Linked DNA regions of Mus musculus: region 1 is linked to region 2. Evidence: chromatin contacts called from ENCODE Hi-C or POLR2A ChIA-PET data. All regions are on one chromosome and are shown on one strand. The core of a region is the stretch at or near the end of the contact, and the rest is flanking DNA. Distances in the headings are between cores, read along the strand shown. Region 1 overlaps Kcnmb4 (potassium large conductance calcium-activated channel, subfamily M, beta member 4). Region 2 holds the start of Cnot2 (CCR4-NOT transcription complex, subunit 2).

Region 1 (2,792 bases), core at 171-2,670, 150 kb after region 2:
AGGATCTAATTCTAGGATACTGGATTTAACTTAGACATTAATGGCGATGAAGCATTGAGTACATTGTGGAGGGAATTGCTGTGGGCTGAGTCTGGGTGGTCCTGTGCCTGCCCGAGCTCCCTTCACGGGCATCCAGCTCCAGGCTGGCAGCCTTCCATAGCATGTGAGGCCAGAGTGGGGGTTACCCTGGAGGAGAGGTTTGGGGGTCCATCCGATGAGGGAGAGCAAGCGCTTCAGCAGGATGAGCTGGGGAGACAGAAACTGTCACACTGGGAGAGGTTGGGCTAGATAGGGATTTTACAAACAGGCAGAGAGGGGGCTGGGCTCGGTCAGCACCTGAATTTAATTCCCAGTAAGATGACTGTCAGAGGACCACTCCCCCCAAACCCTACCCCCGCCCTGTTGTTGTGAGACAGATGATTTCAGTCTGAGCACTGGGGAGGCAGAGAAGACAGGCAGGTCCCTGGGCATCTCTAGCCAGCCACCCTCACTGCTTGGCAAGTTCCGTGTCAATGAGGGACCCCGTGTCTTATGTAGGATTCCTATTGCCGTGATGAAACACCATGACCAAAATCAGCTTGGGGAGGAAAGGGTTTATTCGGCTTACACTTCCGCAGCACTGTTCCTCACAGGAGGAAGTCAGGACAGGAACTGGAGCAAGGCTGACTGGAATGTGGAGGCAGGAGCTGAGGCTGAGGGCTTGGAGGGGTGCTGCTCTCTGGCTTGCTCCTCATGGCTTGCTCAGCTTGCTTTCTTATAGAACCCAGGACTACCAGCCCAGGGGTGGTACCACCCACAATGGATTGTGTCCTGCCCCATGAATCACTAATTAAGAAAATGCCCTATAGGCTTGCCTACAACCCAATCTAATTGAGGCATTTTCTTAATTAAGTTCTCTCAGATGGCTTTAGCGTGTGTCAAATTGACATAAAACCAGCGAGTATGCTCTGTCTTGAGAAATGTGGATAGCACACAAGAGATGGCCCCTGAGATTGACTTCCGGCCTACACGTGTGCATACGTGCACACACACTCACGTGTGTGTGTGTATACCTCTTCACACACATGGACATATGCATAATCATTCCTAAAAGAACAACAACAACAACAAAAACCAGAAAGGCAAACAGCAAAGCAAAAATGATCACTTGTTTTGGAAATTATCTGAAAATAGTTGGCACAGCCCGTGAAAACACAAGTAAACACACAGGACTGTTTAGGCAAATCCATCCATGGCATTTACAGTTTCCAACAAATCTAGGTGGCCTTTGAACGAATCCCCTGCAAGTCTGCGAACCTGCTTCCCCCGTCCTCCAGATTTGCTCAGCTGCAACTCAGTGGCTTCAATCACGCTTTGAAGTCTGTTGCCGCCCCACTAACATTTGTTGAGCTCCCATTTTGAGCTTAACAGGATGTAAGGCTCTCTTCAAGGTCCGGGAACCCCAGGGAGACCAGCCAAGTGGATCTGAGCAGGCGCCTGAATATACCACTTTACTAGGAACCCACGGGTGTGGCTGAGCCAGCATTGTTCTGCCCCCTCCCCGGCCCCACCCTTCCGTTCTTACTACATAAGAAGCCCTTGCCATGTTGACCCCCACTCCTCAGGTATCATGGGGGAAGAAAGTGGTTTTTGACCTTCTTTAAAACGCCATCTTTGGACTGCACGCAGTACGCCTGGCTGTGTTCAGACAGGAAGGAGACAGATACAGTGAAACCCGAGGGGGGTCCCTTACCCTGCTCATTTCCTTGAGAACCCAAATGCCGAAGCTCTTGCCAGCCCTCCAAGCGCCCAATGGAATCCCTGCTCGTGTGCTTATTTTTGGGTTTGTCAGCGTGTTTGTCATCTTCTCCCTGGAAACGGTTTCTCACACCCACGTCGCGAGTGTGCGATCTGCGATGATTCCGTGTCCTCTTTGCCTGGAACGAGGGCTGAGAACATGATTCAGCTTAGGGAAATGACACAAAATGCGGCTGTTAGATCTTTCAAACCTGACTCTTTCTTATGTGTTTGCAGTCTCTCTACAGGAGCAGACCCTGCTGGAAGCAAGCAGATTTGAGCTCTAAGTTCCTAGGCTCCGGGTGTGGCGGGTGTCGCGGATGTCGCGGGGAGAGACTAGAAGACACACTGTTACTTTCTTGTTGCCGTGAGAAAAGCAACTTGAAGGGGGAAGGATTTATTTCAGCTCACAGTTTGAGGGTTCGTTCGTGCTATCACTGTGGAGAAGCCTGGAGGCAGGGTGAGAGTGGCTGTGACCATGTGATAGGCTCCGAGGCAGCTGGCCACATCACGTCTACAGTTAGGAAGCAGAAAGATGAAGGCAGGTGCTAATTTCCTTCCTTCCTTTTTTCTTCCCTTCCCCTCTCCCTTCCTCTCTCCCTCCTTCACTTCCTTCCTTCCTTAAGGCAGAAGTTCATACCCATCTTTCTGCTTGCAAAACTCGATCTTGATGCTTGTTCCACCCCACCCCCCACCCCACCGAGAGAAGACAGGAGCCTTCACAGAGGTTACACATAACAGGTGTCTGATGTGACTCTAAAGACACTAAAGTCACTGTGTGAGTGCAGAGCTGCTGCGGCTCCGTTCTCAGAAAGTCTGTTGAGACACTCTCTGATATGGCCCACATCTGTGACGGTCCCAGGCATAATCTAGTTCTCTGGAGTGATTGCTTATAGGGTAAGCTTAGTGCATAGCTTCTATTGATGTTCCTAATTAGAAGGTTCTAACGTCATCAGGGGCTTTTTTTTTTCCTTGCCTCTGCTGGACATGCCTGTGGTTGAATTAGAACACATGAT
Region 2 (2,717 bases), core at 39-2,538:
ACTTTTAATTTCACCGTAGGCTATTGTATCCTATTTCTTGCCTTTAGCTTTCTATGATAAAAATATATATCGCTTCCGTTTATCACAGAATCTATATCTAACTATATAGACTGGCGGGCTGGAAGGAGGTAATTTATTAAACTACAGCAGAAACTTTATTTACTTCAAATGAGTAGTAATCCGCATTAGTAAGCTCTACCACTCAAACATGAACAGCGATACGTTATGAAACTCGCAACTTCAAAGCACAAAGAGGCTTTTTAGCAAGTTAAGTAACCGTAAAACACGAAGTTTGTGGATGTTCAAAGGTGTAAACTAAGAGTATTACAGCAATAAAAAGTAATTTCACTTTCAGGGACAGTCCGGCTTTGGAGAGCAAAACACTTTAGTTCCCAACCACAGCCACCGTATTTTCAAAAGGTCTAGTGGATGAGCCAGCTGGTCACTAAGGTTTACCAAGGGCGCGCCGGGCGGGAACTAAATAAAGTGCCACAAACACCGTTCGGTTAGATTAAGTACTCCCGGCAGTGCTTTAAAAACACGCTTCCCCCTTACTTCCTCTCACCAGGTTTAGACCGGGGGGGGGGGGGGCAGGTAAAAAAAAGGGGAGCATGAAAAGGAAGAGGGGGCGGCGATCAAACGCCTAGGTTCCAGCGGAGGGGAACTCACTGCTCGGGAGGTGCGGGCGGCGTGCGGCGGGTGTCTGGGGGAGCGCACCCAGGTAGCGCAGGCAGCGGGGCGGTGGGAGGACCGAAGCACCGCAGGCACCGCACCGCACCGCGCCGCGCAGCAGGCTGGGGACAGCCCGGGGACAGCCCGCAGGAGGTGCTCGGGGGCGGGGTGTCCGAGGAAAACACAAACACAAACACGCTGCGCGTCCCCCGGTGGGCGGACCCACGCCACCCTCGGCTTCTCCCCGCCCCCGAGGCCGCGCTCGCCCGCTCGCTCGGACCCCAGGCCGCAGCTCCAGGCGTGGCCGCAGCAGCTCCCGGCGTGGCGGCGGTCTGGCTTCGGGAGCCCGGAGAGGCCGCCCAGGCCCCACTCTCCTCGGTCACCGCCACAAGACAGCGCCGCACCTTCCGCGGGAGGCGGCGGAAGCCCGGGAAGGCTCCAGGCGAGCGTTGTGCTTCTCACGGTCGACTGGCGTACGGGCGGCGTTCCGTCCATTCGGCGAGCCTCGCTCGCTCGCCGGCTTCTGCTGCTGCAGCCGCCGTCGCCGCCGCCTTCGAGCGGAGTCGGAGCGACGGGGGTCACGGCGGGGGTCAGAGGGTAAAGGTCTTGCTCCCAGCAGCCTCCGCGGTGGATACGTCGCCATCTTGGATCCGCGGGACAAGAAAATTCATGCGGTGAGTTTTTGGCCAATTTTCGGAAGTCTGGCGGCGGGGCACGCGGCGGGGGAGGCGGATTGGGGGCCCCCTCAAGGCGGGGGAATGCCTCGGGGCTGGTCCGGTCGCGCCCGGGGTCCGCGGGTAGCGTCCCGGCCCGCCGCTTCCCGTTGCTTTTGTCTCGGCTCCAATCGAGAGAGGGAAGAGCGGAGCGGGCGGGCGGGCGGGCGGGGAGGGGGTGGCGGCGCTGGAGGAGGGAGGGGGTGTGTGGCGGGGTGGACGGGACGTAAAGCGTCGCCGTGCTCGGGCCGCCACCGCCGCCACCACCGCAGCTACCGCAGCCGCAGCCGCTCCGGAGCTTAGGCCCGGGCCCCCGCTGCCCGCCGCGGGGCTTCCCCGGCTCCCGCCGGCGCGGAGCAGCCGCTGCCGCCGTGCTGCTTCCTGGGCTAGGAGAGAAGGCAGCGGCGGCGGTGGCGGCGGCAGCAGCATCCAGGAGCCCCGGCCACTGGACACGGCTCCTGCCTGCCACGTTCCCAGCAGCTGCTGGTCCTTGAAGCTTTACGTTTCTGGCCATACACGCGCATCCTCCGCCACTTGTGTGGTTTTCTTTTCTTTCTTTCTTTTTTTTTTTTTATTTGTTTGTTTGTGTAAGATGGGGACATCGCACTGGCTAACGGGCCTCGGGAGCCTCCAGGCCCTGAGCTATACCGAAGGGGCCTTTCTTGCAAGGTGGAAAGGCGAGAGAGAAACTCAGATGCTGCTTCTGCCCCCGTGCCTGGAGTGGGAAGCCTCTCTAGTGGTGTAGCCTCTTGAGTTCCGATGGTCCTGGGGCGGCGGAGGAGGAACCCGAGCCACTCTTGTGAAGTTGCAAGCCCTGGTTTCTACTTCCGCCGGGCCCCCTCTACCTTTTGCCGTTTTGTTTTAGGTCTTCACTTCAAAGTTTCATAGAAGAAATAAGTTGGGTTAAAAGAAACCCGGTAGTTCTTAATTGAGGTACTGTTTGCTTAGGAGAAAAGCTTATAATTCTTGTTATCTGTAGGCCCTTCGGGAAATCTAATTGTAATTTTATTTTTGTAAAATTATTTCTAAGGTTTTGTTATTTGCATTTACGTTAGATCCAATCAGTACGCTTTTACCTCCAAAAGAAAATAAAAATAAATAAATCTTACACATAGGTACTTTCTTGGAAATCCTAGGGGGACATCTCCACTTTTCAACATCTGGGAAGACAAGTGTTAAGAGTGTTTTGCTTCATTTTCATTAAATCCTTAGTCAAAGATTTCTCTTTAATCATCTGGACAGTTCCTAATAAAATACAGCAATATGATCCTTAGATTATTGGCAAATGGTAGAACGTTAACCAGATCTGTTCACAAGGGACACACTTAATGT

Evidence for each region. A loop is a pair of places that touch in the nucleus more often than their neighbours do. ChIA-PET counts read pairs that join two places held with the same protein, here RNA polymerase II (POLR2A).
Region 1: a loop to region 2 is called in a map of left cerebral cortex, with 5 times the contacts of the local background. The contact joins the enhancer-like site here to the promoter of Cnot2 in region 2. A Hi-C loop is called at or near these places in 1 of 37 maps with a recorded cell type or tissue (left cerebral cortex). POLR2A ChIA-PET finds 5 or more read pairs at or near these places in 1 of 5 experiments (embryonic stem cell).

The regions. Positions count from the first base shown.
Region 1 is chr10:116,427,268-116,430,059 of GRCm38, reverse strand. All of the region lies in intron 2 of Kcnmb4 (potassium large conductance calcium-activated channel, subfamily M, beta member 4), which reads left to right. Among named protein-coding and RNA genes, the nearest start is that of Kcnmb4os1, 11 kb to the right of the region's middle. Within about 2 kb of position 1,420, at least 1 of the 3 ENCODE cell types and tissues checked has a DNase peak (open chromatin) inside an H3K27ac peak, as active enhancers do; it is left cerebral cortex, where a contact is called at or near this core.
Region 2 is chr10:116,580,082-116,582,798 of GRCm38, reverse strand. Cnot2 (CCR4-NOT transcription complex, subunit 2) reads left to right here and starts at 1,288. Exons shown (of 16, transcript NM_001037846.3): 1 at 1,288-1,346.